Regions from separate parts of the Mus musculus genome. Here region 2 is linked to region 1. A link is a loop called in an ENCODE intact Hi-C map of the cell type or tissue named here. Cell type or tissue: heart. All regions are shown on one strand. Links, peaks and the distances in the headings refer to the core of each region. The heading gives the core; the rest is flanking DNA.

Region 1 (15,741 bases), core at 7,221-12,220:
AATGGGTAGAAACAGATCATACATGATGTACATACCAGGGCTGCTGCGAAGGCACTGACCATCAGTCCTGACAACTTCACTTCAATTCCTGGGTCCCACATGGTGGGAGGAGAGGACCTACTTCCACAGGCTGTCCTCTGACCTCCACATGCATGCCCTTCCCCCAGCAATAGTGTTCTAAACTGCAATAAAATGTTAAGATGCACACCCTGGTTATTAACACTGTGAACAGCTGTCACAGCCAACACACCAGCTACACGTACATTCTTGTTTTGCTCAGTGTCTTGCCTTCCCCGTGAGACAGGCAACTGTTGGTAGGTTCATCCCATTTTACAGATGAGGAAGTTGAGGCCCAAGAGAGACTTGGGGTCTTGGTGGCATTGTATCCCGCTTACTTGTGTATAGCTGCGTTTCGGAGCATGGTGCAGTGCACCAAGCCCATTGCCTTCCTGCACTTAGGATGACCTTTGAGGACATGTGCCGGTACTTTACTGACATCATTAAATGCCGCCTGATTAACACGTCCTACCTGAGCATCCATAAGACATGGGAGGAGGCCCGGCTGCATGGTGCCTGGACGAGACATGAGGACCCACAGCAGAACCGCAGTGGAGGCTGCATCAACCACAAGGACACTTTCTTCCAGAACCCACAGGTGGGCATGTGCAAGGACCCCACCCTGTCCTACCCTGCGTCAGCCATGGACCTGAGTGACTCAGGGATGTCCCTGGCTACCTTTGAGCCTCATTATGACTATCTGTGCAGTGGGGCTCGGTGGACACTGTGTGAGGTCGTGAAGTCGCTGTCTTACTGTCTGCCCTGCATATGGTCACAATGAGGAAACGGTCATTCAGGGACTCAGAGCTTTCTTGTCTGGAGTCTCAGGCACAGTGAGAGGCCAAGTAGTGGTCTTTGTTTTCACAGTAGCCCAGTTTGGCTCTTCCCAGGAAGTGTGGCCAGGCTGTGCTTCCCACTGGGAACTCTCCCCAGCAGCCTCCTCCTCCACTGCAGTCTGTCTACTCAGTCCTTAGACTCAGTGTGTCCTTCGTGAGCAGCACTTGTGTGCCAGGCTCTGAGGTGAGTACTTAGCATCTGGTTGAGCTCTCCCAGTCTTCAGTCAGGGTGGCCACTGTATGAGTTAATGGGCTCGTCCTCCAGAGGAGGGACTGACTGGGAGAGCAGATGGGATGGCCTAAGTTCATGCTACCAACATGGCTGGGCCTTTGCTGGAGTCTAGGCTCCCGAGATCCAGGAGGTTGACCTGGGTCTCACTGTGGATCTCTTTTCATGGCCACACCTTCAGTACGTATTTGAAGTCAAGAAGCCAGAAGATGAAGTGTTGATCAGTATCCAGCAGCGGCCGAAGCGCTCAACTCGCCGGGAGGGCAAAGGCGAGAATCTGGCCATTGGCTTCGACATCTATAAGGTGAGCTCTGCGGGCCCACACCACTTGCGGTTGGCCTGGGCTCCGTGAGGTCTTGTGTGCCTGATGGTCTCACTGCCCCTCCCCCATCACTGCCCCTCCTCCAGGACTAGGCCTCTCATCTCCTGTAGTCTCTTGTGTTGGAGGCCTTTCCGTGCACAGGAGTAGGCAACCTTGTACAGAGACCAGCAGACTTGCCATAACTCCCCTGGCTTGGAAGTTGATGCCCTCCACATGTGATACTCAGTGTGGGGAGACAGTTGGCATGACAGATCCCGCGCCATACATGTCAGATCTTCAGAACTTACTGAACCCACGTGGGTGTGAGACACTGGTGCGTGCTTGCTCCCTAGCAGTCAGTGTTTATGAGAAAACCATTTGTTCTCTCCCCTGTGCTGGCTCATTCATGTGTTGACACGCCGTGACACTTTGTGTCATGTCATGCGCTGCTTTTCCGGGAGCTGTCCAGGATGTCCTGGCAGCTGGTAGTGCCATTTCATGGCTTTGGGATGTGAGTTAGGCATGTCATGATAAGTAGTCTTCCAAGACCGTGAAGATAAGTTCTGAGACACCACTGGACGACCCACACTGCAGGTAGCACCATACCGTAGCCATAAGGAAGACAGCTATGAACAGTTCATCGGTGAGCTCAGCACACCGTACAGATGTGCTGGCCAAACAAGGTGACTTGAGTCCCTCCTGTTGAGTGATTTGAGATAGTGTAGGATTTCAACACGTCTGAAATTGAAAAGACATCCATTGTTTCTGGAGGTTTCCTTTCACTGTTTTCAGAGCACGGCTGACTGTAGGCAACTGAAATCATGGAAATAGGAACTGAGGATAAGCAGGGTTGGCAGTGGGGGACAACTGCATTTGGTACCTTTGTGACAAAACTCCAGGGTCAGGCTGGGTATAGCGGCACATGCCTGTAATCCCAGCACGTAAGAGGCTTTGACAGGAAAACGAGGAGCAGCAAGACATGATCAGTTACAAAGCGAGTTCAAACCCGGGCTATAGGAGACCTTGTTTCAGAAGCAAAGCAAGAGAAAGGCTCCACAGGTAAAGAGGCTTGCTGCCAAAGCCTGATGCTGTGAGCTCGAAGGAAGGCATGCGAAGATGGAAGGAGAGAATTAACCCCACAACGGTGTCCTCTGACCAATACCTGTGTTCTGTGGCATGTATGTCCCCCATCATACACACACACATATATAATAAATAGTTTAAAAAAAAGAACTTATAGCTTCATTGGGATCACCAGGAGATTTCTCACCACTTTTAAATTATTTTTCTTGTGGTAAAAGTCACAGACCACCTAATTGAGCAATCTAATGTTTATAACCTAGAGATATCACTAGATTATCGTCTTTGTGAAGAGACGGTCCACTCCAGTAAGTCATTGCCACCCAATATGATAGAGCCTTCTGAGGGGGCCTCTGCAAAACACCCCAGCCAGCAGAGCATTGATCCGTGTGAGGCCAGGGGGAACTTCAGTTCAATATGACTCAGTAGCTGGTGTTGGTCCAAACTTCAAGAGTCTGACCCTGGGTGGTTCATTTTGGGGCAGCACAATTTGGAGAAAATTTTTTTCTGGTGATAAATCAATCCTGTGTGTACAATAGAGCTGAAGACATGGCTACATTGGACATCTTCATAAGGATAGGTTCTGTAAATTGACTGCATGGGGCATCTTCACAAGGCTAGGTTTTGTAGATTGGCTGCATGGGCATCGTAAGGGTCTGGAGGATCTGGTGTGGTCTCAGTTTATCAGCCACCTCCACTCCCAGCTATCACTCTGTGTGTTTAACATTCCTGGTTCCCTGGTGCTCATCTGTGAGCACAAGGGCCTCTGTGCTTTTCATACCCTTCCCTTCAGCCCTAACCAAACACTAACCTAATCTTGTCCTTATAGATGTGCTAGTTCTGGATATTGTCTGTCTGTGTATCCTACTGATCCTTTCGTGGTAGCCACTTGGAGATGGGATAGTCTCTGATGCGGGGCTGTTTATGCCCCATCTCCTCTTGTCTCCACACAGGTGGAAGAGAACCGCCAATACCGTATGCACAGCCTACAGCATAAGGCCGCCAGCTCCATCTACATCAATTCCCGCAGCGTTTTTTTGAGGACAGAGCTGCCCGAGGGCCGCTACGTTATCATCCCTACCACCTTTGAGCCAGGCCACACTGGCGAGTTCCTGCTCCGAGTCTTCACAGATGTCCCCTCCAACTGCCGGTGTGTGGGGGCTAGGGCTAGTGACCGCATGCATATATACCCCATGCTGGGCTGGATTTTAACATGGGTCTTACCATTACTACCACATGTCCCATCTGTCATCTGAGGATGAGAAATAGTATCTATAAGTGCTAAGTGCTCTGCCGTCCTGAGAGGAGGAGGTGGGGCAGAGAGGCTGGAGGCCTGTGGTAGTGGGTGTGGTTGAGTTTGCCATGAGGTTTGCTTAGCTCCTTGTTTTGAACCCCATCTGCACATTTGTCTTTATGCCGCCCATCCATTCCCCTATCCTGCCCTGTTTCAGGGAACTACGCCTGGATGAGCCCCCTCGGACCTGTTGGAGTTCCCTCTGTGGCTACCCTCAGCAGGTGGCCCAGGTACATGTCCTGGGGGCTGCTGGCCTCAAGGACTCCCCAACAGGTGAGCTCCTCTGGAGTTTACCTCAGGCTCCCTCTACTTCAGTGCACACCCCAGTCTCCTGAGACCTCAGCACCTGTAGACCATCAGCCATCCAGCGGGTGATGTGAGCTTCTAGAGAGGTCCACTCGTGCCTCCCTGGCGCCCCCATGTGGTGGGGACATCAGATAGCCGCTGGGGGTTCAGAGACAGCTTCTCTTCTTCTAGAGAAGGTGTTGAGCTGAGAAACCCATATACAGAGAACGATTGGCAAGAACCATAGGCCAGAGGCCACTCTGTACTCTTCCCTCTACCTGGCCCTAGAAAGTAGGGGACTAGGAAGGTGAATCAGTGTCCTGTTTCCCCTTCCCCTTTGGGACAAAGATCAGGTTGGCATGTCACCTTCCAGACACCTGTCCCATTAGGCTCTGTACCAGCCCCGTCCTCACCCCAGCTCCCCAATCCTCTCTCCAGGAGCAAACTCATATGTGATCATCAAGTGTGAGGGCGAAAAGGTTCGCTCAGCTGTGCAGAGAGGGACCTCGACACCAGAGTACAATGTAAAAGGCATCTTCTATCGCAAGAAGCTGGCTCAGCCTATCACCGTGCAGGTGAGACCCACTCACAAGCATATCCTGCCCCTCCCATAGCCTGTCGATCCGAGAGGTAGGGCCCTGGGCAGAGAACCCTTCCGTATGAGCCCAGGTGCAAGCTTCTGTTGCCTTGCCCCACCTCTTGCACCTCTGAGGGGGCTGATGTTTAGTCATTTTGGGTCTGAGAACCAACAAGGTTGGTCTCCCAGCTGAGGACAGTGGTGCTCTTTGCTGACCTGGCCCAAAGCCTTGGTCACTCTTCCTCAGAGCTTCCACAGTCAGTCTACTTGAGAAGGTGACACTGAGGTCATGTGTGGTGTGTGGCTGTCTCCTAAGAGCCCCGGGGAGCTGATCTGAATGCCAGTGACCTTGGGCACAGTTCCTTTCTCTCAGTCCAACATGACTGGAACACGGTGACTCTGAGCTCATTATCAAGGAACCTTCTCCTCTGTCCCCGGGGCCAGAGCAGCCTCTCTCTGGGCAGGAAACCATCTGTAAACAAATGCGTAGCACCCTGGGGGAGTTACTAGATTTTCCAAGTTTTCTTAACACTCGGTCCCAGTGGTTTAAATCACAGACTTGTAGATACTGAGTCTAGAAGGACCATTAGGGGCAGGTAATTCAAGGCAAATATTAAAATGAGATGCTGAGTGTGGTGGCCCACATCTTAATCTCAGGAGACAGAGGCAGACAGACTCTAGAAATTTGAGGCTAGCCCGATCTATGTAGATTAGACTGCTAGCAAGGGCTACATAGTGAAACATTGTCTCCTGAAAGAGAGAAAGGAAGGAAGGAAGGAGGGAGGGAGAGAGGAAGGGAGGGAGAGGGAGGGAGGGAGGAAAGAAAAAAGAAAGAAAGGAAGGAAGGAAGGAAGGAAGGAAGGAAGGAAGGAAGGAAGGAAGGAAGGAAGGAAGAAAGGAGCCAGGCAGAATTAGGTCAAGTTCAAAGTCCCTCCCCCTCCCAACCCAGTTCAAGTTTACTAGAGCTAGTAGTGACAGGTTGAGCTTTCTAAGTGGTAACATGCTTTTATGGGGAGCCTGAGGCTCTGGAAGAGGGCACCCCATCAGTCCATGGGCTTTTCCCTGACTGGGCTTGCACTGAGTGAAGAGGCTTCTAGGTCCGGCTGCCCTCACTCCCCACTGCCCTAGGCTATGTTCCTGGTCTTAGATAAACCCCTCCTTCTTCACCCTCTGTCTCCTCTCAGGTTTGGAATCACCGAGTCCTGAAGGATGAATTCCTGGGCCAGGTGCACCTGAAGACTGCCCCGGATGACCTGCAGGACCTCCACACCCTCCATCTCCAGGACCGCAGTAGCCGGCAGCCCAGTGACCTGCCAGGCATTGTAGCTGTGCGAGTCCTCTGCAGTGCCTCTCTCACGGCTGTCTGACCCCAGCCTGCCTGTCCTGCCCCACTAGTCCTCACCACTACTCGCATGTCCCCACCTTGCCTGGGACCAGCCTGGGAACCAGACACTGGGGCCCTTTCCTCACTCTTCCACTGACCCACTGTGTGACCTGAAGAGAGCCCTGCCCTCTCTGAGCCTCAGTGTTTGGAGGGCCCCAAAGAATTCCCGTCTTGTGGGGGAGTTTTCTTGCCTAAGATTTAATGCAGTTCTCTCTACCCAGTGGGCGCTGCTGTTAAGGGGCCATCTGCTGAAAACGTTTCCCCAGGCCCTGCTGTCTGCCAGGAGTGCCAAGTGTCAACTGTTTACACACAAACTGCCATGTCCCACGCCCCTTCCCTCTCCTTGTTTGCTATGGGGGAGATTGCTTCCCTCCCCAGATCTTTGCTATGTAGCTTAGAGTGACCTTAAACTTATGATCCCCCTGCCTCCACCTCCTCAATGCCGTACCACTATACCAGTTTGAGTGGTGCTGGGTATGGAACCCAGGGCTTTGTGCATGCTAGGCGAGCACTTACCAACTGAGCTACATCCCCAATCCCACTACAGCCCATTTTAAAACCATCTTGAAAGAACCCTTATTGGCATATGCAGGAGACATCTGCTCATTGTCTAATGCCTGACCCCCATTCATTTAGTTATTCAATATAGACTTGCCCAATTAGCCCATCGAGCCTCCCTAGGCTTCCCGATTCTCAGGTCTTCTCGGAGGCAGATCCCTTCCTGAGCTCCAGGCTCTGACTTCACCGTCACCCTCTGAAGAGCTATGATCATGCTGGTGAGAAAGTATGATTTCCCAACCTCTGCTTGTGGTGTTGGAAGGAGTGGCCTGGCCAGGCAGGTTGATGTAAGGCTATGGGAGACCCAAGGGGAACACATGCTGCCTCTGCTGAAAGACCCTGGGTTTTTCTTGGAAGAAAGGACTCTAGGGTGGATGGTACCAGGCCTTCAGGGTTAGATCATCTGTCAAGTGTCACCGATGGGGACTTCTCATGACCAGAGGGCTCTGCACCAGCATCCCCAAAGAGCCAAGAAGGCCACCATGCTTTTACTGTCCAGACCAAAATGTTGCTCTCAATCCCCAACATTTGATAGTCTTAGCATTTAAACAAAATCTCCGAGTGAGGGAGGCCAGCCCCCACATTTGTCCTCTGCAGGCTCATTTTGTTGAGCGTCTGCTTTTATCTTGACACTGAGCACGAGAGGGCACGGGTGGGTGCTCACAGTGGGACCTTCTTGGAGGAATCTCAGAGGGGGACAGAGATGAGATGTGCATTCCTGGCTGCCACCTGCATTCCTGAGGAACTCTTGTTTACTGGTGCTGTGGCTCACAGGTCCCCCTCTGTGCCCTCCTTCAGCTTCCAGGCCAGACTTAGTAGATAAATAGTAATAATAATAATAATACAATTGAGTTATCAGCCACAATTCCTTTTGGAACTGTTACACTCTGCCTCTGGTCCCTCCAACGTGGTCCTCTTCCTGGCTGGAGGTGCTGGATTCTGACTGCCATCTTGCTCCATGGTGGCTCTTCTGGCCTGGGACCCGGTCCACAGGAAGGGCTAGGAGCTGAATTAAAGATGAGAGCATCCCTCCTGCACACTGGGGCTTCCCTTCACCAGGAGCAAATCACTTCAACCTCCCGTGCCTCGTTTCCTCCCTCTGTAGCATGGGGCTCGAGACTCCTGTTTGTGAGGGACTCTTACAAGGATAAGAGCAAGGCCACACCACTTCCGCTGTGTATCAGTCTATCATACACTCCGCACGGTCACATGATCACTTCACTTCTCGATGGCTATTGCAGACCAAGACTGCAGTCAAGAAGGGAGGGTGAGCCTCACGATCTTGGGTCTCAGGGCCTGACATAGGGGTCTTAGCTCAGCCATATCCCTCTGAGGCACAGGGCGAGCAGGGACCAAGTAGCAGACGAGTCGATGCTTCACCTGGCATCTAGCCACTGCCTCCCACTTCTAGCAGAACTGGGTCAGCAGCCCTGTTCTTGCTTCCTCTCTCTTAAGCTAGGCCAGGCTGGCTCCTGGCTGTGAAGGAACTTCCGGTCCCCAAGAAGCCTTGAAGACTGGACAAGGGAGGACAGGGTGGAGCAGGGATAGCCGTGGCTTCATTTATCGTTTGCACCCAGGAGGCCTTGTAGTCTTCCAATTGCAGGAGATCAGCCCTACAGTGTATTCTACGTGAACCAACAGGGCCTGGCCTTCACTCCTCCAGGCCACAATGCCCTGGGGTCAAGGGAAAGGAACTCTGTTATCTTCTCAGAATAAATATTACTGCCGCTCTAGAGGGATCTGTCTGTTTCATTTTTCCCGTACCCCGCACCCCCCCACACACAAGGGTAAAGACAGAGGGCACAATGGGTAGCTGACCTCTGGTCAGAAGGATGAGCAAGGAAGGCCTTGGGAATCACAGATAAAAGCTGGCCTTGCTGGTTACCTAGTGAGTCAGAGCCCAGCTCTGTGGAATCCTTCAGGTTCCCTGCTTCCAGTCAGTGTGGGGCTGGCTTTGCTGAGCTCTGCCCATCTCAGGCCCTGGGGACATGGGGGCACACAGTTCCTGCTCTGCAGCAGCCTTCCAGCAACTGGGGAAAATGTACAAATCATGTCTGATCGAAGTACTGTAGTGTCCTTGATAAGCAGTGTCCCTAGGAGCTGACTCTTAGTCTCTGAGTTCAAGATCTGTGCCCTGTTCTAGTGGAGAGGAGAGACTTACATGCAGGCCACAGACGGAGGTGGCAGAGCAGAGATCCTGGGAAGGTGCGGTAGCTAGAGCTAGGAATTTATGGGCAGGGCCACGGGTAGAAGCTGGGTCGGGTTGTGGAAAACGAAATGATGGAATACGACGATAGATTGGATTTGAAGGGGCGAGGGTTGTATGAACTAAGACCAGTTCTGCAGTGGTTCAGATGTGGTGCCCTTAAGAGGCTCAGGTGCCAGAAACCAGTGCCCCTTCTGGATAGGGCAGAAAACAGGCAGAACCTGGAGAGGTACGGTGGAGCATGAGGTGGTAAGGACACACACCATCTCAGGTGGTTTGTTTTGGGGAAAACAAGCATGGATTTCTAGGTTTCTCCGATCGGGTGACCTGCTTAGCCGAGTTTGGGTGCTGAGGAAATGTCTCCGTTATGGTTCTGAGACCACTTTCTCACCCACCCACTGCCTTCCCAGCATGCACCTCAGCCTCAACGAAGCACACCTGCCCCAGTTGCCGCCTTGTCGATTGGGCTCTGGATGCTCCAACCTGTGTCTCTCCCACTCTGTGTAGGCTCATGCTACTCACCTGACTCATAAGTATCAGTTTCGTAGGTGAAGGCTGCGTTGGGTGCAAGTCAACCTTGGACCCTGGTCTCACTGTGGCACCCTGGTATGAGGAAGTTGACCGGCTTTTCCTTAGTCTTGTAGCAGTTGGCTGTGCCCAGCAGGTGGCACCATTGCACCATTGATTCTCCCCACTCCATACCACTATAGATTCCACCCCACCCTATTCCCCTCCCCACCTTAACCCACCCACCCCCACCGAAAAGCAGCTTTCCTGAGTAGATGTCCCAGCTGGCAAGTGTGGGCAGAAGAAGGGGCCAGGTCTCAGGAGGAGGAGGAGGAGGAGGAGGAGGAGGAAGAGGAAGAGGAGTCCTTCAGCCTCCTTCCTCATCTACCATGATGAGTATTTGTGTCCTGTTCATTCCCACCCACTCCCTTTTTTAAATCACACATTTAAATCACACACACACACACACACACACACACACACACACACACACACACACACCGGGTAAGTCTGTCCTGCGTGAGGTGGCTCCTACTCAGGTGGCTTTGCAAACTGTCTGGATAACAGCACACTCAAGACTCCTAGGACAGGCTGTGGGGGCCAGTTGTAGAGCCTGGGGGTGGGGTGCATCTTGGGGAGTCCTGGTTTGGATGTTGTGTCCAGCCAAGGCTCCAGGTATTGCCAAGCCTGCTCATTTATATGGTCTCTAGTAGTGCCCTGACGAGGGAAGCTGGGTGAGCAGGGGAGGCTACTGGGAACTGAGACCCAGCAAAATCATGAGGAAGATGGGACGTGATCAGGTGTCCTAACCATGCAGAGATGGCAGGTAGTAACACATGTGACAAGAGACCCTGAGGTCCTGATGGTTGGCCCCAGGCCCGAGGTTCCCACTGGCCAGCAGTGCCCCCTGGAGCTTCTATGCCTTGCATCCCTGCTGGTTAGCTTTACACAGCACCTTGGGCAACCTCTAGACGTTAGTCAGCAGCCCCAGCACAGCCCGCCCCTCATGCTGATGTCACCACATCCAGACCTTCGAGGCCCCCAGGGCTCCGCCTCCTGGGAGAAGGCTTTGGAGGGAGAGGGCGGGTGGCAGTGCAGGCTGGACAGCTGCCCTGAACAGAAAGAAAGAGTGACCCAGGGAGACAAGAAACAGAGTAGCCCAAGGGAAGCCCACAGCAGCAGCAGATCAAGGCTCAAGCTGGAGCTGAAAATTTGCAGGCTCCAGCCTCAGCTTCCAGAGTCCTCCTGACCTGTGACCCCTGGCTCCTGGCTGGGAGGTGGTGACTCGGAGGGTGTGGATAAAACCCAGGTAAGGATGGGCTGCCCTGGCTGGAACTTTTGGACTGGGGAGGAGTTACAGGCTGGGGCCTCCTCTGGAGCCTCTGCCCTTAGGTTCCTGGGACTGGACTCCCCTGAACCTACAGGGGCCTTGCCACCATAGGCATGGAAAGAAAATGCCCCGAGCCGTGCACATGGAGGCTTATGCCCTAGATGAGGGAATAGCTGAAGAGCACAGGGCCTGTGGAGTTGTTTCCGGGTTGGAGCTGGGTCAGGGGTATCCAGAGGCAGGGGTGAAAGATGGGAGTGGAGGCTGGGGGGGCAAGTGTGGATGCCTCTCTCTGCTTGGTCTTTTGGTCATCTCCCTGATAATCTATCTCTCCTTGCACACGTTGTTTCTTCTTTGTGTGCCTTACATTCTCTATCCGTGACCCAAGAACATGAAGGTTACCATCTGGGGTTGCCCAGGGGTCAAGGTAAAATCAGTTGTGGGTCTAGGGAAAAAAACAAAACAAAACAAAAAACTATGGTTCTTTGTTCTCAATTTGAAAAGCAACAGTCTTACACACTAGTCTAGTCTGGGATGGAGAGGTAGAGCCTCATGCATGGGGTAGAAGAGACCTGAGCTTTTCCATGGGTCTTCAGCTCTACCCTCCAAGTCTACAGTCCCAGTCTGTCCTGCAGCCTTGTACCAGCATGAGTGAGGCAGGGGCCAGGCAGCCTCTTCAGACGCCAGCTCTCATAACTACTGCTGCTGCCTTTGGGATTATCCCCCTGCCAGGACCCCAGCGTGGTGTAGGTCTCCCGAAGGACCATATGCCCATAGAGACCCAGGGCGTGGGGTCAGGGCTCAGGTGTCAGGCAGTGTCGTGGGCAGAGGATCAGATGTCCCAGTGCCTCTGAATGGACCCTTGTGAAAACTTAATGCTCACTCGAGGGGCAGGCCAGGCAGGGATGGAGGGGCCTCACACCAAGACCTATGGGCTGGGGCTGCTTCTGGTGACCACACTCGAGGCAGCAAATCCATCTCGAGCCTATTCCTGGGTCCAGCTCTGTGCTGGATGAGGTAAGAGATGAGGGCCACGAACAGGTGTTAGATCATTCTGCCATGTGTCCTAAAACTCCTAAAGCAGTCCTGAACCAGGAGCAGAGTCCAAATCTTACTTAGTGCCAAGTCTTCCCTGCCCTGCTGTGTGACCTTGGGTAAGAGATAGTCCTTCTCTGAACTTTGGGCAGCCTCAGGACATTAGTCCCTGTCCCAGCACAGCCCACCCCTCACGCTGATGTCTGGTACAGGGCTGACTACACTCCTTTCAAAGCCCTTTGGGATGACGAGGGCAGCTTTGGGCAGTGGAGGTGGTGACGGTAACTGAGGCTCTGGTCACATAGACTGAGCTTTAATCAGAAGGATGGAAACCAAGAAAGATTTCCGTGAGGGAGGAGGGGTAGGGGTGGGGTTGGGGAGGAGTCTAGGTGGCCCTGCAGATCCAAGCTGCCTGGGCTCAGGGCGTGCCATGGTCTCTTCCCACAGAGCTGTGTCTGGTCACTCCGGCAGGTGTGCTGACGTAGAAGCATGGTTATTCTGCAGAAGGTGAGTGCGTCTCCTCTCTCTCAGAGCTGCAGAGGGCCATGCTGGGTACCTCACATCCCACCCTGCATGTCCTCCTCTCTATGTGCTTAGCCATTGGAAACGGATTCCAGTTCTTCCTCTTGGCAAACTCCTACTTAGTCTTCAGAACCCAGCCGTGAGAATTCCCACCTCTGCCACCACGGCTTCTTTGGTTGCTGACACGTGTCTCTGGGCAGGAGTGATGATTCATCCCCCAGTCCCAGACATTCCAGACAGAGGAAGCACATGCAACGGCCCCAGTGTAGAAGGTCTTTGGGGAAGCAGTTAGCAAGTTTGCTTAGGGGGGACCTGGGCAGAAGTGAGTCAGGGTGACAGGGCCCAAGCTGGAGCTCCCCAGGGAAGAGGCACAGGTGCTGCCCATCAGCTGAGCCTTCCAGGCCCCCTACTCCCCAGAGCCATTCTGGTCTCTGACCCTCAGCCCTTCCCCGTGATCAGCCTGAGACTCATGAACTTCTTGGTCTCCAATGTGGGAGCCAGGAATGTAGGCAGTGCGCCAGATGGGCCGGGCACAGAGCCTTTGGGCTGAGAAGCCGGGTGCTACTGGGGCTCAGCCACGAGTTTCCTGTTGTCTCAGGCTATGAGAGGCCAACGGAGCAGCCTGGCTGGAAACCCCAAGGCTGCACAGGGCCCATGTGTTAAAGGCAGGCTATAGCTCTAGATCAGGAAAAAATTCAGGGACTGAAAGCTTGCTTGATGGCCCATCAGAGAAAGCCAAAGCCAGGCTAAAAGGGGCTGATGGGTGGTGATTCACACAGACACCCCCCAGAAGGAGGATCCAGGGTCCCCACAGGCCTCAGGGGTGTTCCCCAGAGCCTCTACCTGACTGGACTTCTTTTCCCCTGGACTGTTTGCTTCTGACTATCTGTGAATGGTGGCAAGCTTCGTCTTGCAGGGACTGTTTTGGTAGTGGATCTTTAAGTGAATGGTGGCTCTACCCATTTTCAAGTGGGACATACCTTTCTATTACATCTCTCATCCTCCACGGTGCCCCGGCCATAGGTGCTGACCGGCTCAGCAGGCTCTGGATTTGGATGATGCTGGGGGGGACCTTGAGCTGCCCATCCAGGTCCCTTCTGACCTGTGCTGTAATCCCTGAACTGCCAGACTCTGTTGCCTTTTCTGCCTGCCGCTCACTCCTGCCGGTCTCACCCTCTGCTCCCTCCCCTGACCTTTGCTTCCCCCTCCTGCTGCCTACATCCTCCCAGGCCTCAGCCTATTTTTGGGGAGACTCTTTGCTCCAGTGACCCTGGAGATCATGTCTCCTCTGAATTCCTGGACCCGAATAGAGTACTAGAAACAAGGGTAGCCTCCTCTTGCTCCTCAGCTTCCCTGCTGGGAACCAGGCCCCTGTGACTTGGGGTTGGGTACCGAGGGTTGCCCAGCTAAGAGCACCATTTAGATGCAAGAGCTAAGCTGGACTCCTGGCCTTGGCTTTCCATCTATGAAGCTGTAGGCTAATTGCTGCCATCACTTTGCAAAGGGCTGATGGTAGGAGGGTTGAGAGTATCATGTCCTGCTAATAGAACTGTCCAGCCTCGGCTTAGCATAGAAGTCCACAGAGGTCAGCTGCCACATACCTTCTGATAACGGTGCTGTGCCGTGTTCCCGTGCTTTTTTTCTCTTACTTTATTTAAGATGAGGAAATCCCAGGAGACCTCAGAGGATCCGATGGTGCTTTTTCCATGTGCAGGTTGCCCTCCCGTGGGAATATGTATTGCAGGTCATTCATTCAGTTTCTCTCCTTCCTTCTGTACCTCAGCCTTCCTGAACCACAGATTCAACTCACTCATCTTCATTCCTCCCTTCAAATCCAGCCTTCCTGAGCCACGACAGGGTGCCAGGCACATAGGACACGTGCACGACAGTGGGCTAATTCCTCAAACTCCGCTACTCCCAGAAAACCTTTTGCTTTGTGAAGGGTTCCAACTGGCCAGGCATGGCATCTGTGGTTGTCATCCTAAGTGATTCGGTGAAGCTATGGGGTGGGAACTCAGTCTATTTCCCACACGGGAAGAAACTGAGGTTCCAGCAGACTCACTGAAACATAATCTGGGCAGGCCCGGACATGACAGGAACAAGGAGCTGATGGAGAGACAGTTGTCAAGGAAAGGAGGCCTGGGGAGGGGCACAGGGACCGGGGCGGGGGGTGCGGGGAGGAGAAGCCAGACTGTCCCTGGGTGGCGTTGCAGGGTAGAGACTTTTTGTGGAGAAGCCTGCTGCCAGTCTGGGCACACCCTTTGTCTTCATGGCCTTATGAGTTAGACAGAATCCCTAGGGAGTCTTAGGGTATCTGGGGCCCCCTCACCCAGCCTCATTCACCTGCCCCACAGAGCCCCCACTGAGGCCTAGTTTCATGCCAAGCAGAACCCTGAAGATGAAGACTGTTCCCTGCCTCTCTGGAGAAGTTTCCAGACCAACTGAGTGTCATCTGGAAGCCAAAATGTGACAGCTAGATCCCAGGGGGACAGGAGGATGAGAGGAAGCCTGGGTATCAGAATCAGGGAAGCTGTGAGACTATAACAAAAGTCCCTCCTAACCTAAGTCCCAGGAAGATGTCCCCAGAGTGGCCAGGCCAGGTGACATTGGAAAGGAGACTCCTGGCCTCTGTGGTACACACGTAGCTTCTTTGAGGACCTTGAAGAGGCTTTTTCACTTCAGTCTGACATGACTTTCCTCTGTGTTCTGTGGTAGGCCAGGGTGGGAACCACGTGAATTTGACCCAGATCTGCAGGCAGAAGGTTTGAAGATAGCTCTGGGCCACATGCTGGTTGGATTGTGACTTAATAGAATATAATGCCTTCTTTGTCTCTTGTTACAAGTCATGACTTTGAATCTGTTAGGCCTGATACCGATGTGAACACCCGGCTCTCTCTTGGTTACTGTTTGCCTGGAACGCTATCTGCACAAAGACCTTGGATCTAAAGTGAGTCTCGTGCAGGCAGGAAGTCCTTGGTAGAATCCTGTGTTCTTATCCATTCTGTCGAGTTCTTCCTTTCAAGTGGTGCCTACTTAACTACTGGTGAGGACTTGACTTGCTGAGACCAGTCTCATTTACCCAAGGCTAGCCTCCGACTTGCCATGCAGTCAGGAATGACGCTGAACTTCTAATCCTCTGTCCCACCTCCCCAGCACTGTGGTTAAAGAATGCACCTTGACTGGTTTTATGTAGCACTGGGGTTTTGTGCTGGGCAAGCACTCCGCTGATTGAGCTCCATCCCCAGGCCCCTGCTAAGGCCTTTGCTGCTGAGCTATTTGTTCTCTAGACATTTTGTAACATCTCTAATCCTCTCATTATTGACATCTTTTGTGCTTAATTTATTTTTTCCAATTTACTATTTTGATTCCTTTTTCAAATCCTCCTTTTTATGAGTTTCTTCTTCTTCTTCTTCTCCCTCTCCCTCTCCCTCTCCCTCTCCCTCTCCCTCTCCCTCTCCCTCTCCCTCTCCCTCTCCCTCTCCCTCTCCCTCTCCCTCTCCCTCTCCCTCTCCCTCTCCCTCTCCCTCTCCCTCTCCCTCTCCC
Region 2 (15,741 bases), core at 6,393-11,392, 140 kb after region 1:
ACAAGGAGTAGGAGTTTCAGTCCAAGAGAGAACTTTATGCTACAGACAGCAAATCTGTAGGGGTGAAGCCATATCAGCCCTCTGAAACTAAAACCCCAGATACCAGACCCCAGCTACAGGATTTAGTGTTGTCCGGCTAGGGCTCAGTCTTGCTTTGGTCCAATCTTTCTTCACTGTTTCTCCATTTCTCCCATTTGAAATGGGAGTGTATGTTCTGTACCATTGTATGCTGGAATGTTTTAGTTTAGTTTTTTGGTTTTTTGGTTTTTTGGTTTTTTGTTTTGTTTTGTTTTGGTTTTTTAATTTTCACAGGTAGTAACCGTTAAGAGATTGTCTCAAGTCTCAGGAGAAACTTTGGATTTTTGTAATGGTGTTAAGACTGTTAAAGACTGGAACTTTTGAAGTTGAGCTAAATGCATTTTGTGTAATGACATGCTCATGATTTCCTAAGGCCAAGGGGTCAAATGTAGAGATTTTAATTAAAAATGTCCCCCATGTTTATATATTTGAACACTTGGTCCCCAGTTGGTGGTGCTGCTTACAGAGGTTATAGGACCTTTAGGAGATGCAGCTTTGCAAGGAAGTATGGCAGTCACTGAGGGCGGGCTTTAATATTGTTAGCCTTGCTCACCTCTTGCTTTGCTTCCTGTGTGTGGATAAAGATGTGATCAGCCAGCGTCTTGCTCCTGTCACCACGCAATGCCTTCCCCACCTTTGTAGATTTTCCCTCTGAAACTATGAGCTAACATAAATCCCTTCTTCCTTAAGCTGTTTTTCGTCGTGGTGTTTTATCCCAGCAACAGAAAAATAACTGATACCCTCTAGTCACGACTATTCGTCTGAGAGTTTTGTTGTGCTCTACTTTTTGATGGTCATGTAATGCAGACTTTTTTAAAAATCTGAATCTTATACTTCTGTAAACCATTCTTTGTATTTGGTCTTGTTTCCCTGACCCTTCAATTCAGGAAGGTATGCGTCTATTCCTCTGCTTTACATGGCAATGCATCCATTCATATATATTCAATAATCTGTTTTCCCTTTCCCTGCAGCAACGCTTGACAAATTGTGAAATCAAGGTCATGTCTTCTGGATCATTTAAGAATATATTCTACTCAATCAAGTATGACAAACCCTAGGTCCCTATTAAAGACACAGCATTACATATTAGAAAGAACATAACCACCTCCCATGTAATCAAGGAAACTGTGTACATTTATAACTATTAGGTTAAAATTACTACTGGGAGTGAATTTATTATTTTGAAATGATAACGTGAGATAATTTCTGAAATGATAGGCACTATTAGATGGTAAGAGCCAGAGGACCGGGGAGTCAGCTTTGAAGCATTCTCTCCCAGCAATGGTACCCCCATATTGTTTGATTCACAGCAGTCAGTCCTGAAACCATATACACACAAACAGCAAACAAAAATGGACTAAGTAGGCTATATTTACATATTTGTGCAAACATATCTTATATTTAGAGTCTCCATTGCGAGTCAGGTATAATTCTAATAGGTCTGCCTTTGTATGTGCTTGGTCTTCTCGCCTTACAGGTTTTAATATTTCCCTGCATTCCTTTAACTAAAACATGTTTGGTGTTTTGGTTATTATGTGCCAAGGGGGCTTTCTTTACTTTAAATGGTGCGGTCCATTCGGTGTTTTGTGTGCTTCTTGTACTTTGATAGGCATCTCCTTCTGAAGGTTAGAGAAACTTTCTTCTCTGATTTTGTTAAAAAATATTTTCTGTGCCTTTGACCTGTGTTTCTAACTCCTTCCTTTATTCTATTATTTTAGATGGTATTGGTACAAAAAAACTCAGACATATTGATGAATAGAAACAAACTGAAGACCCAGACATAAATCCACACACTGAAAGATATCTGATTCTAAATAAAAAGGCTAGAAATAGACACTGGAAAAATCATCTTCAACAAATTGTGCAGGTCAAACTGGATGACTGCATGTAGAAGACTCCAAAAAGATCCATACATATCACCCTGCACAAAACTCAACTCCAAATGGACCAAAGACTTCAGCACAAAACCAGATACACTGGACCTAATAGAAGAGAAAATAGGAAATATCCTTGAACTCATTGGCACAAGAAAATGGTGAACAGCACCATCAACACAAACACTAAGGCCAATAGTTAACATATGGGGTCTCATAAAACTGAGAATCTTCTGTATGGTAAAGGGCAGTATCATTCAGACAAAGTATCAGCCTACAGAATGGAATAAGATTTTCACCAACTACACATCTGATATAGGGCTAATATACAAAATATATAAAGAACTCAAGAAACTAGATATCAAGAAAAAAAAATCCAATAAAAGTGGGGTACAGATCTAAATAGAGATTTCTCAGTTGGGGAAACTCAAATGGCTGAGAAACACTTAATGAAATAAATGTTCAACATCCTTTGCTGCCAGGGAAATGCAAAACAAAACTACTTGGAGATTTAATCTTATACTTGTCAGAATGGCTAAAATCAATAAAACAAATGATAGCTCATTCTGGCAAGGATAAGAGGAACAGTCATCCATAGCTGGCAGGAACGCAAACTTGTATAGTCACTACGGAAGTCAGTATGGCAGTTCCTCAGGAAGACAGGAAGGAATCAGTCTATCTCAAGGTCCAGCCATACCACTCTTGGTATATATCCAAAGAATGCTTTATCCTACCACAAAGACACTTGTTCAAACATGTTCTTTGTTGCTCTATTCATAATAGCTAGAAACTGGGAGCAACCTACATGTCTGTCTACAGAAGAATGGATAAATAAAATGCAGTATGTTTACACAGTGGAGTATTATTCAACTGTTTAAAAATGACTTTGTGAAATTTTCAGCATATGGATAGAACTGGAAAAATTATCCTGAGTGAGCTACCCCAGACCTAGAAAGACAAAACTAGTCTGTATTTGCTTGTGTGTAGATATTAGCTGTGAAGTCAATGATAACCAGGCTACAGCCAACAGAACCACAGAGGGTAGGTTTAGATTGAGTAAGGGAGTACAGGAACATAAAGATGTCACTACAAAGGGGAAATAGAATAGATAGGTATGACTACATGGGGGTGGGGCTGGAATGGGAGGATCAAGTGAGGAGGGGAAGGGAGAGAGAGTTATGGGAAGGAGTATGAGGAAGACAGCTGAAATGAAGGGATAATATGAAAACATGATACAGTAGAAATATACCTAAAATATATACATATATAAAGGAATTCTAAATGAAATTGCCAAATAATGAGAGAGACAAGCATTCCAACTGATCATCAAACAAAACTTCTAGTACCAGGATTTGGTTGCATCTAATTGAGTTGTTGGCCAGAGAGGTCCCACGAGAATCCCCCAAACAACTGAGGCTGTCGCTAAGACTGCAGGTTGCTCTTCACAAACTGACAGCAAGGCCCCATTGCTGCAGACAACACCTACACAGCTCACTGAACTTAGAGAAGTCGAGCTCATGCTTACATGAGCCTCCATCCCTGCGTTCTAGTGTCATAAAGGTACTCCCCACATTATGGTTCTTTCAATTCTCAGTTGAACTTGTTTTGTTTTGTAATTTCTGTTTTTTCTCATTGATCTTGTTACTTTCATTAATTTTAGATTATAATTTTATATAAATTGATATTTTTCTTTATTACTTTACCCTCTTCTTATCCTTATTAGTGATGCAGTTGTCTTCAACATCTGTGATGCTGTTGTGGTGGCTTGCCTTCTCCTTTCTGCATGGAAAGTAAATTCTTGGACCCTAAAGCATTTGCAGGAAATGTTTTGCCACTAAACTACCCTACCAGCTTGCAGGGAACCATGGAGTTGGCCTGGCCTAGGTTCTTTGAGAGCCATGTGCCATAGATTTTTTCAGACCCACAGTCAGACATTTTAGAGTGTGAGAGACCTTGGAACACTCAGCCCTAAATGGGATGCTCATCAAATCTCTCCTCTCAGAGCTCAGGGAGCCCCACACAAGAGAAGGCAGAAAAGGTGTAAGGGACAGAGTGGATAGAGGACACCAAAAACCCAAGGCTCTCTAAGTCACCATGAGCAAAGTTCATCTGAACCCACAAAGACCAAAGCAGCGTGCACAGTAACCGCGTGGGTCTCTGATTCTTGTGCCCTCCCTTGGGCTCTTTTCCTTCTGTTGGTTTGTCTTTTTTAATTTTGATGTGATAATTTTGTTTTATATTCTATTTTGTTATATTTTTTAAATGAATTAATGAATAAATATGTGAAAATCTAGCCACCAGGGTAAAGGATAACAATTGAACTGTCATTTATACCTGCTGGATTAGGGAAAATCAGTTTTCTCCAATGGAGTGATGCTGGGTATATCAACTACTCCAGGGCAAACAGGCTTCATGACCATGAGTCATTGACCAGTATATAATAGACTCCACAGTTTGTGTATGTGCTTTTGTTTAGTTACAGTTTGGTGGGGGTTTTTCTTCTTGAGTAATGTTCTATTTTGTTTTCTAGGGTTTGGGGGGGTTTGTATTGGGTTTTAGGTTTGTTTTTTTAAGAAGAAATTGAAGTTGAGCAGGTAGGGAGGGGAAGATGATCTGGAATAACTTGAGGGGAAGAATATGATCAAAATATATTTAAATTTAAACATTGTTTTAAATAATGAAATATAATAAAAATTGGAATCAGAGAATACATTTTAAAAATAAATTTAAAAAATTAAAGTAAGATGTATAGATTACCTACCTCATTCCTAGAACTTAATTTAAAGGCTGGTTAACAGAGCCTGACTCTAGACTTGCTGATTATGCAGAAAAACAAAACAACAACAACCCAAACGAACAAAAGACTGTATCTGTGTTTCTTGTTACTTGACCCTTCTTATTCACTTACATAAACTAAGAGTTAAATAATATGAAATCTGCTTTTAAATAATCAGTAAAAGTTACAATCACAATAGGAGACTGCTATATTATTCAGAGCATAGAATACAGGAAAATTTTGGTTGCTTGACACTATTTTTAGTTTTTGTATTATGTGTGTTCTATCTGTGTATGTACATACCTCTCCATACACGAGTCCAGAGGAGAAAGCTGGTATTGTCCTTTGTCCCTCTCCCATTCTCTCATGGAACCTAGAGATTGATCTTTTGGCAAGTCTGGTGACTCCCTGATCCATCGGCCTAGACACTCAGGCTTGCAGGGCAAGCACCTTACTGACTGAGCCATCTCCCAAGTCCTCATTTTTAAAAACATTATTCTTTTTCTTTAGATAGAGTCTTGCTATGTTGGTTGGATTAGCCTCAAATTTATGATCCTTCTACTCCAGGATCCTGATTTCTAGGGTTATATATGTACACCACAACCAGCTACTCATTACTTCTTCTGATTAGGGCCCGGACTATATAAAGTTATATGTTAGTTTATAGAAAATAAGAAAGTTAATTTTGTCCAATAAGACAAAATGGTGCTTTTTTTTTTTAAATAGAAGAAGCAATAACTCCAAGGGTCTCAGTTTTGTCATTTAGTACATTTACTCAATTTGTGTCTAACTCAGCAGCCTGATCTCACCTTCCTTTCATTGGCTACACATAGATTAGTTTCTCACAGCTCTCCTGAGAAAGCCTTGTTAGTCCTGCCTGTTCTTCACTAGTTGCTAAATATACCCTGTTCACTATCCATACAATGAAATGGGTTTTTATTACTGTAAGAATATATACTTTAAAAAGAAATATAAGAAAGACCCCCAGAAATGTTGGTTAGGCAAGAGAAACAAACATTCACTAAGTTTCTAGGAACAGATCCTAGAATTCCCATATCTGTTATTTCATTATCAGTTGGGCTGTTGTAGTCCATATCTAGAATGTCTCTAAAGATCCATGTGTTAAAGGCTGGTTCATGACAGTGACAACATTTGGAAGATGTAGGTCACTGTGGGAAGTGCCCTTGGAGAAGCATGTGGAATCTAGGTCTCTTCTTTCTCTATTTCACTTCTCAGCCATTGGGAGCTTTGCTCTGGCATGTGTTCCCTACCATGATGTGACTAAAGCAACAGTGCCAACAGATCATGGCCTCAAGCCTCCAAAGCTCTGAGCTATGAGAACCTTTTCTTTCTTGTAAGCTTGTTATCTCAGGGTCTTTGTTATAGTAATAGAAATCTGACTAACATACAACTATTAGATTTTCACAAGTCTCTTAAGCATAGGGATACTAATAAATAATGATCAATTTATAACCTTCAATCAATTAATGGTCATTACTATCAAACAATGAATCACCAGAATGATTTTCACAATTGTGGTGGTTTGAATGAAAATGGCCCCCATAAGCTCATAGTGAGTGGCATTATTTGAAAGGATTAGGACATGTGGACTTTTGGGAGTTGATATAGACTTATTGGAGGAAGTGTGTCACCGACAGTGGGTTTTGAGGTTTCAGAAGCTCAAGCCAGGCCCAGTATATCTCTCTTTCTATCTTTCCTCTGTCTACGGGTCTACATGTAGAACTCTCTGGTCCTTCTCCAGCACCATGTCTGCCTGCATGCTGCCATGTTTCCTGCCAAGATGATAGTGGACTAAACCTCTAAACCTGTAAACCAGCCTTTGTAAGAGTTGCTATGGTCATGGTATCTCTTTACAGCAATAGAAACCCAAAAACAACAGCAAAAATTTACTGAAAAATACTACCCTTTAAATACTTTAAATCACAGATAACAATCATTTCAGCTACCTTCTGATGACATATCAGAAAAAAGCAAAGAAAGCCCTACAGTAAAGCCTAAAGTTCCCTGTCTCCCAAATAAACCAAATGTGAACTCCAGGTTTCAGAATTCACAGTAGCTACAGTCATAGTGAAACTAAATGCTATATGCATACCACCTAACATGCTAAAGCCATTGAAAAAAAAATACCCACCAAAATCTAACATAACAACACACCCAATCCTGCTACTGAAAACTAGTCCCAGAATCTGAAAATAGAAAATGACTGGGCTTCCGTCCTTCTTTTATGACTCTGAGGCTCAAACCCAGGACCTTGAACATTCCAAGTAAGGGGTCTATTACTGAGCTACATTCCCAGCCCTAGGAAAAGTATTGAAGGGAAGTTTTGAAAACCCAAACCAAGAACAATATTTAACAGAAATATTAAATATTACATGCTATACCCCCCAGGTGGAATCAAACCATAGAAAATAATTATGGCTGTCTTTTGGTAATAAACACCATAAAGTTCCAACTAAGAACAACCCAGAAAAATTACCCATTAGATTAAAATACCACCCACTCAAATCATCAACTCTACAGGTCCATCAAACACCTCAGTTTGATGAAGCGTTGTCTCATCTTGAGTACTATATTTGATCCTACAAACCCTAATAAGATTTTTAGGAGCAATGCTGTATACATCTAATACATAATAGCCCTTCCATTGTTAAAACATTACGTGGCTCAGCAAGATGGCTCAACAGGCACCTACATCAAAGGCCCCCACTATCAAGCCTCGTGACTGAGTTTGACCTTTGAGACTAATGTAATAGAATGAGAGAACCAACTCCTGAAAGCTGTCTTCTGATTTCTACCCCACACATATGCTCACATACACATGTGCATGATGGTTTGAGATTTGACACGGTTTCACTCTGTAGCCCTGGCTTACGGAGGTCCACTAGCCAGCCTCCTCCCAAGAGTGAGAGTTAAGGGGCTTGGAGAGAGCGGGACAGGAGGAGCAGGGGAGAAATGGGGGAACCTGTGCTGTAGCTCCTTTGCATGGTCGCCTTTCCCCAGGGAAACTGAAGTACCTTTTCACTTCTTACCCCTGTTTTGGCCTTGGCTCCTCCACCTTTTTAGAAGAGGAACCAGGCTAGCATCTCTCAGTGGGTTCCAGTATGCAGCCAACTGGTATCAGTGCCTCCTACCCAAAGACAGTGGAGCAGCACTTCCCAGTGGCTCCAGAAGAATCAGTCTCGAGTGTGTGTGGGGTCAGAACAGATTGCTGGAAAGGACCCAGCGCAGAGTAGGAAATACCACAAGTAAGCTGCCTACTACCCAAGATTTCCCGAAGCCTGTTGAAGAGAAGGTCGGTCCCTTCACGAAGGTAACAGAAGCCATGGGATTCACTGGACCTTTGAAATACAGTAAATGGAATATCAAGATCGCGGCCCTCCGCATGTACATGAGCTGCGTGGAGAAAACTGACTTCGAGGAGTTCTTTCTGAGGTGTCAGATGCCTGATACATTCAACTCCTGATTCCTCATAACCCTGCTTTACGTCTGGATATGTCTAGTCCGAATGAAGCAGGAAGGCCGGACATAGTTCATTTCGTGTGGGAAGATATGGAGCAGCGAGGCCGAATCATGGGGGTTAATTCCTATATCCTAAAGAACAAACAACATGGCCCTCGTGACAATTTCTAAGCAGCAATCTTGGGATACGAAGAGGGGATCCTTTCAGATGACCACGGCCTGGCTGCTGCACTCTGGAGAACCTTCTTCAACCAGAAATGTGAGGACCTTCGACATCTTGAATTGCTGGTGGAGTATGTGAGGAAACAGATGCAATACCTGGACTCCATGAACGGTGAGGGTCTGCTGCTGACAGGGGAAGTGAGATGGCGCCCTCTGGCGGAGAAGAATCCACAAAGCGTCTTGAAGCCCCCATGCTTCTACTTAAAAATGATGAGGGCCTTTGAGAGACTGCTCCCTCCAGACAGCTGGCTGGCTGGCTTTGAGGAACCTCCATGGAAGAAGTGCCTGTTTGCCCCAGGACCCTGAAGAAGGTGGCCTGAAGTGACTTTTGAACAGCACCTGTTGAATACTTAGCCCACTCGTGTTGAGTTTCTTCTTCCTGATCTGGCAGAGTTACTGCTGGGAGGTCCTCTTGCTCTTCTGACACGTCCCCTCCCTCCAGAGAATCCCCAAGCACACTTCCCAAGTCCCTTCAGCACCACACGTGACTGAGACCACACGTGCCTCCTTATACACACACTTGTTGAAATATATATTATGAAATCTCAGTGGTGCGTTCACTACCTGCCCCATGATTTATGTTCTCAAACGAAAGACATACACATAATCTTTATATTTTAATATGTCTTGAGTAACTCAACAGCTGGGCCATTGTCTAACTTCTATGTGGTTAATCTCGAGTTTCTATTTACTAAATCTTGTGTTCTGCCTTGGCTTTTGGACCCAGAGGGCTGCCCAACTGGTCTGCGCTCTGGCTGTGCTCTCCCGGCCCCTTAACATGGAAGTCACGGCTCTTTGTCTTGTAGTCTTCCCAGCACGCTCTCCCTGCACGGCAGATCTTCTTCCCTTTCCCTCTTCCCAGTCCCAAGCTCAGAAATCCTAAAACCCTGCCTGCCTGTCCTCTCCAGCTATTGGCTGGAGGCATCTTACTTACCAGTCAGAACCAACTGGGGGCAGGTTCCCAGAAGCTACATGTAGATGTTTTGTGTAAACAGTTTTGGGGGGAACATAATTAACATTAAAATATAAATAGCTACACACACTGGCTTTAGTGTAATATATCTTTGAAATACATCACCACCATCATCTGTGGTTCCCCTTGGTAACCATCTCCCTATAGCATAAATAATACCTTTACAATTACGTATTCTCCAACTTTCTAAAGAAGAAGGTGACTCAAAATTATATCATACATAATGTATGTTTTATATCTTACAGTTTCCTTAATTAGCCTGTCTTCTTCCAGAACCTCACATCCTCACTGTTTAGACTAAGTCAGAAGTTGTTCTCATATGCTTCTGAAATAATAAGAAATTTACTTGCGTTGACACTTATCACAATGTATGCTAGCTGTGCATTTGTAACATTGTTCCCTTTGCGCTGTCAGCATACTCCTTATACTGCTCCGTTTGGGTTATTTGTCATTACTTTCCATGTGCCTTGTACCCAGGAGGTACTTAACACATTCTTAAATAGCAAGAATTCAAAAATAAATGTTTCCAAGTCTGCTTTATGACAATTGTAAAATATTCTAAACAGCTAGGAAAGTGCCATGTGTGTTGCAAACATACTATCAAAGGATGTGAAATGCTTGGGTAGGACAAGCAGTAAGGGTTGAGTTTACAAGTGTATTATCAATCTTTCTAGTAAATGCTGACCCATGATACCCTGAAAATGTGACAGCCCTGCTACTAAGCTGGGAGAGACCCCATATGCTTTAATCAGTCTTTGCCTTTTACCTTTCTCTTTAGACACAGGAACCTGAACAGAGGGCTTCACACAAGTTCACAGAGCCAGAGTCCTACCTTTAAGAACCATTTGCCGGCATTCAGAGTTGACAGGAAAGTCCAGTTGAAGTTGGAAGTGTGGTTTCCAGCCGCTGATGGTAGAACCTCTTTGATGTTAGTTGTTCTAGTCAGGTCATAGTCATGCATGAGGAAAGGCACACTATCAAAACTGCAGACAGGAGGGGAAAGAGAGGGAGAAGTACAGAGGATAAACCTAGCTATCATGGCATACACGGCTCCCCAAAGCCCTTCAGGGTGGCAAGCCTTGCAAGGCCTTCTCACATTCCCTCCAATCTCAGCAAAGGACTAAATGCCAGTCAGATGCCACCATTTTCCTGCCCGGGAATCAATTATATATATATATATATAGTGTGTGTGTGTGTGTGTGTGTGTGTTTATACTGGTGGTGCTGGAAGAGTAGCTTCTTATTTAGAAGATTGCTGACATCAGGAATGACCTAAGGGTATAGTGAATGGGAGTGACTATGAGATAGGGTCCCCAGGACCATATTAGACATGTTTCTGTGTGAGTTTTCTGGATTTTTCTGAGCCTTTTCTCAGAGTAGCACCTGTTCCACATTGCACATTGACCTAAAACAAATTCCCGATTTCTCTACTTCCTAGTTGTTCTGTAGAATCCCTAACTTTATTACACTCTCTCTTTCTTTCTCATTAAAATAATCACCAAGAGAATATCTAAAATGGTCATGAGGTATTGAGAGGCTGTTTAGCTTGTCACAGCTATAAAACAGGACAAAATAAAGGGAGTAACTATTAGTCAAAGGACAGCTGGGACTGCAGTATTCTACTTCTGATAAGAGGGAAGCAATTAACTAATCTGTAACATTACACAAGCTACATTCCTGATATTAGTAGAGTTTTGTACAAGAAGGGTGAGCCCAAAGGGACCTAGCCTTCTTGCTGCAATGAGAAGAAAGAGATCAGAGTAGGAAAAGAAAATTGCAATGTATTGAAGAGTCCCATAGAGGATGGAGCTATGCCAAAACAAAGAATAGCTCCTGAGCAGTGCACACAGAGATCTTAAGTCTTACAAAGTGTCAGTCGGCACACAGGAAACTTTTTGGAGCTTAGCAAGAACAACTTTCGGGCTGGTGGCACAGCTCAGTGGAAAAGGTATTCACTGCCCAGCCTGCCAACCTAAGTTCAATCCCCACAACCCATATGGTAGACGGAGAAAACCGGCTGTCCTCTGACCTCTAGATGTGTGTCCATGCACATGCATACATAAACATGCAAGTAAATAAATGCAATAGAAACTTTAGACAAACAACTTTCAAGAAAAGAAAAATTATCAGAATCCCCCAAATGGCAGAACTCACATGAGGTGTGAGTCAGTCGATTCCATTCAACAAGAGAGGAGAGACCTCAGTAATTGCATGGGTATTCGTTACAGATTCGAGAAAGACATACCTTAGAAATGAAGATAACTTAGACCTAGAACAGTGTACATCCACTTAAGTACCTCCATAAGAGTGCTTAAGACCTCTTCAGAGGATCAAACTAGTTAGAAGTACTTCTACTTCATCGACCTGCTAGAAAAAGCCCAACATTCTTTAGGGAAACAACAAAAGTAGCCCCCATCCATGTAAAATTACAATGTCTAGCATGTAATAAAAACTTTGAGATGTAAAGATCCAAGAATATGTCCATATATGCCAGTGAGCTTCTTTGACAGAGACAAACTAAAAAATAACAGTGGATAGGATTAGACAAGGACACTAGATAGTATGGAATAATATTATAAATTTGCAACTAACATGCAAAGTAAACATGAATATAAAATATTTCTGTAGAGCCAACTTTGGTGGGATAAAACATGCAGGAGGTTGAAGCAGGTGATGTCTAGTTTAAACCTTGTCTACAGGTAGTGTGTGTGTGTGTGTTATAAGAAGAAATTGAAATTCTGGTGATGAAAACTATAGTAATTAGATAAAAATCCTGCTGGATAAAATTTACAACTATGGTTGGAGAGTGGCCCAGTTGGTAAAGTACTTGCTATGCAAGCATGAGAACCTAAGTTAAGATCCTAGCACCCACATAAAACCTGGACACAGCACACATTTGTAACTCCAGCACTAGGAAGTAGAGACAGGTAGATCTTGAGGGCTCCCTGGCCATCCATTCTAATCTAGATAATGAGATCCAAGTTCAATGAGAGATTCTGTGTGAGGCAGGGGTGCAAAGAATGAGAGAGAAAGGTATGCCAATGCCAACTTCTGCTCTCTACATGTGCCCACACATATGAACACTTCTATTACTGCCACACACAAATATGTAACAGGTCATTCAAAGAGCAGGGGATTTGAAAATGGAGCAATACACTGAAACACAGAACCCAGAAGCTCTGGCCCTCAAAGCCAGGAATGGCTTATCATTCAGCTCCCGAGTTCTAGGAATAAAACATGAGCCACCACACCTGGCTATCCATGCTATTTTTATTACCATAGCATAGTAATAGATTTTGAAGATCCATAGTATAATTCCTTCTAGTTTGTTCTTTTTCCTCCAAACTGTTGTTTATGGTTTTTTAGTAGTCTCATACAATTTTAAAACTCTTTTTTCTAGGTCTGTGAAAACTGTCATTGATCTGTTGACAAGGATCACACAAATCCATAGAGTCCTTTGGGTACTATGGATGTTTTAATAGCACAGAGTCTCCCATTTCACAAATCTAGGACATGTTTATGTTTTGTGTGTCTTTCCATTTCTTCACCAATGTTCTATAGGTTTTAGGGGACTGAGATCTTTTATCTTTTCAAACATATTCCCAAGTGTTATATTGCTTTGCATCTAGTATAAATGAAAATGTTTTCTTGATTTTGTTTGTTTGTTTGTTTGAGAGAGGGTCTTACTATGTAGTGCAAGGTGACCTTGAACTCATGATTCTCCTACCTCTGCCTTTCAAGGCTGGGATTTTAAGTATGTATTACCATGCCCAGATCTTGATGTCACATTTCTTTTGTGTGTGTGTGAGTGTGTGTATGTGTGTGTGCGCACAAGTAAGTCATCCCATGCATTCATGTGTGGATGGCAGAGGTTGGTGTCAGGTATCTTCCTCTATCTCTTTCCATCTTACTCATTGAAATAGGGTCTCTTACAAAAACCTGGAGATCACCAACTAGCAAGACCTGCTAGCACATGGGAACCTTCCTATCTCTGTTCCCTCAGCATTGGGGATACAAATGTGTGATACCATGTCTAGCTTTTATTTGGGTGCTGGAAATTAGAGCTTTGGTCTTCATGCTTACACAACAAACACTTTACCTATTCCAGCCCCCACCTCTTGATTTCTACCTATCTTGATTTCTATCTCTTGATAACTGACCACTTACTAGCCATAGCAATGCTACTATTGATTGAGTGTGGTGCTAGGAACCCCACAATTGGACCTAGGACCTCACAAATACAAACTCTCAGTATTACAGATTTCTGTGTGCTGAGTTTGTATTTTGCAATTTTGTGGAAGAAAGGAAGGTAGTTAGAAAAAATACATAATATGCTTTCTATTTTTAAAAATGTGTTAAGATTTGTTTTATGTCTTATCATATGATTTATGATTTATCTTAAATGTTGTTGTGTTGAATGTGTTGTTAAGAAGAATCTATGTTCTGAAGCTATTTGATATCATGTTCTATAGATGTCTGTTGGGAACATTTGGTGTTGAGCACAACTTAACTCTGTCATTTCTTTATTGACTCTCTCTGGATTATCATCCATTGTTGGTAATGCAAACTAGAATTCTTACTATTATGGTATTGGTGTCTATATATACCTTTAGGCCTATTAATATTTGTCTTATTATTTGGGCTGGTCCTCCGACATCAGTCAATTATTAGTTGAGGAAATGCCCTACAGACTGGCCTCCAGGCCAATCCTATGAAAATGATTTCTCAATTAAATCCCATCTTCCAAGTTATGTCTAGGTTTATGTCAAGTTGTGGCAACCCAACTTTCACAAAGACAAATGCTAGTATCTCCATTTTTTCTGCTTTCTGGCTCAGGATAAAGTAGCCAGCTCTACTGTGTTCTCCCTGTCATCATGGATGGAATCCCCCCATAACAGTGAGTCCCAAACCAAATCTTTCCTTCTCCAGGCCACTTGGGCCAGGTATTGGTCTCAGTGATGAGGAAAGCAACTAATACATTCACATTGGCTGTGATCAAAGTGGTTCCGTGGAGAACCTTTAACTCCTAGAACTCACATGCACCTCTCCTGGTCCACAACGATATGTCTGTCTGTCTTAGGTACTCAGGGAACACTTGTTGTGATCGTTGTGTGGCTCCAGAAAGACCACACCAGACCAAACAGTTCCACTTGAGGTTTATTGAGAGAGAAAAGGGCAAGGTGGCAGCAGAAAGGGAAGGGGGAAAGAAAGAGGGAGATCAGAGGGGTCTTCCTTTTAAATATAGATATTGACGTAGCCACAGGTAATGATGGGAGGTGAGTCAAGTGGATTCTGGGAATACGATGGCTGTTGCCTTGGCAAAGGGTGTGTGGGTCACGCTGTTGCCTAGATGTGATGTCAGGGGTCCTGATACCAACACTTATTACTTTGAGGATATCCTTTTTGCCTTTTGAAAGTTTGACATCGTCATGCTTTGGGGCAGGTTTTGTTGAGTGATTAGTGACCTCTGACTTTCCTGTCCCTGGATATTTGTTTCCTCCTGAGGATTTGGAAGTTTCCATTTTCATCACTAACTTTCTGACGAGTTGCATATCCACGTGGAATTACTAAATCCCTCTTGAAACCCAACAGATTGAATCTTTGCTCTTCTAATTCTACTCTAAAGCTGTTCAAGTATTCTTCATGCTTTATATTCTTTTTTCTCTCCAATTATGGTTTCAAATAGCCTGTTTCTGAGTTCATTACTTCTTTCCTGTATTGGTCTCTTCTATCTCCTAGATTTTTAATGACTTACTGTGTCATTTCAGCTCAACTAAGCTTTATTTTTAAAAAATGCTTCCATTGCTGTCAAGTTTCTCTGAGTACTGAATCATTCTGTTTTCTTTTGAAGGTCATCAAGTTTCTTTAAAACGTCTTAAGTTCACTATCAAAGACTATACTAGTTACCATTTGTTCACCTCCTGGTACCTTATTTCAACTGTCAGGTGAGGTTATAGTTCCATGAACATCCCTGATGCTTATTAGTGTGTGATGTAGTTGCTTCAGTTTTTGTACTCTGGCTTTGTGCTTACTTTTCTAGAAAGTCTATGCAGGCTATGTGTTTTCTGTTGGTCTATAGTAATTTCTGCAGCCATGTGTGCTGGAGTCACTGCAGGAGCACTGCCACTGTTTCAGCACTAGAGGGTGGTCCAAGCCCACGCTTACTTCAAATCCCCAGATGCTAATTTGCTCATGGAGTGAACTAGAGAAGTATCTAAACCTCTGCAGAGAGTTATATTAGTCTGAACAATTTCACCCACAGTCACCAGGAGGTATTTAGACACTGAAGACTCTGCCCTCTCTGGATATAAGTACCATGGAGGGACCAGCCCCAGGCCT

The links. Hi-C counts contacts between places; a loop is a spot of excess contacts. Peaks named below come from ENCODE experiments on the same cell type or tissue, not always from the same donor. Only the 100,000 strongest peaks of a DNase experiment are listed, where the experiment ranks them.
Region 2: a loop joins it to region 1, with 4 times the contacts of the local background. A loop is called at or near these places in 16 of 42 quality-filtered maps.

The regions. Positions count from the first base shown.
Region 1 is chr7:98,114,158-98,129,898 of GRCm38, reverse strand. It overlaps Myo7a (myosin VIIA), which reads left to right and starts at 10,406. Exons shown (of 49, transcript NM_008663.2): 1 at 10,406-10,623; 2 at 12,124-12,183. The coding sequence starts at 12,166. It overlaps Capn5 (calpain 5), which reads left to right. Exons shown (of 13, transcript NM_007602.4): 8 at 460-655; 9 at 1,304-1,426; 10 at 3,457-3,653; 11 at 3,955-4,070; 12 at 4,521-4,657; 13 at 5,844-8,340. The coding sequence ends at 6,026. In heart, for the core only: a CTCF peak has its summit at 9,439 (motif pointing right); DNase peaks (open chromatin) are centred at 7,914, 9,458, 9,998 and 10,348; H3K4me3 peaks cover 742 bases; H3K27ac peaks cover 1,626 bases; H3K27me3 peaks cover 490 bases.
Region 2 is chr7:97,977,468-97,993,208 of GRCm38, reverse strand. Gdpd4 (glycerophosphodiester phosphodiesterase domain containing 4) reads right to left here. Exons shown (of 18, transcript NM_177696.3): 11 at 10,236-10,386. It also overlaps the pseudogene Gm19204. Among named protein-coding and RNA genes, the nearest start is that of Gdpd4, 65 kb to the right of the region's middle. In heart, for the core only: a CTCF peak has its summit at 8,579 (motif pointing left); no DNase peak of the experiment used is centred there.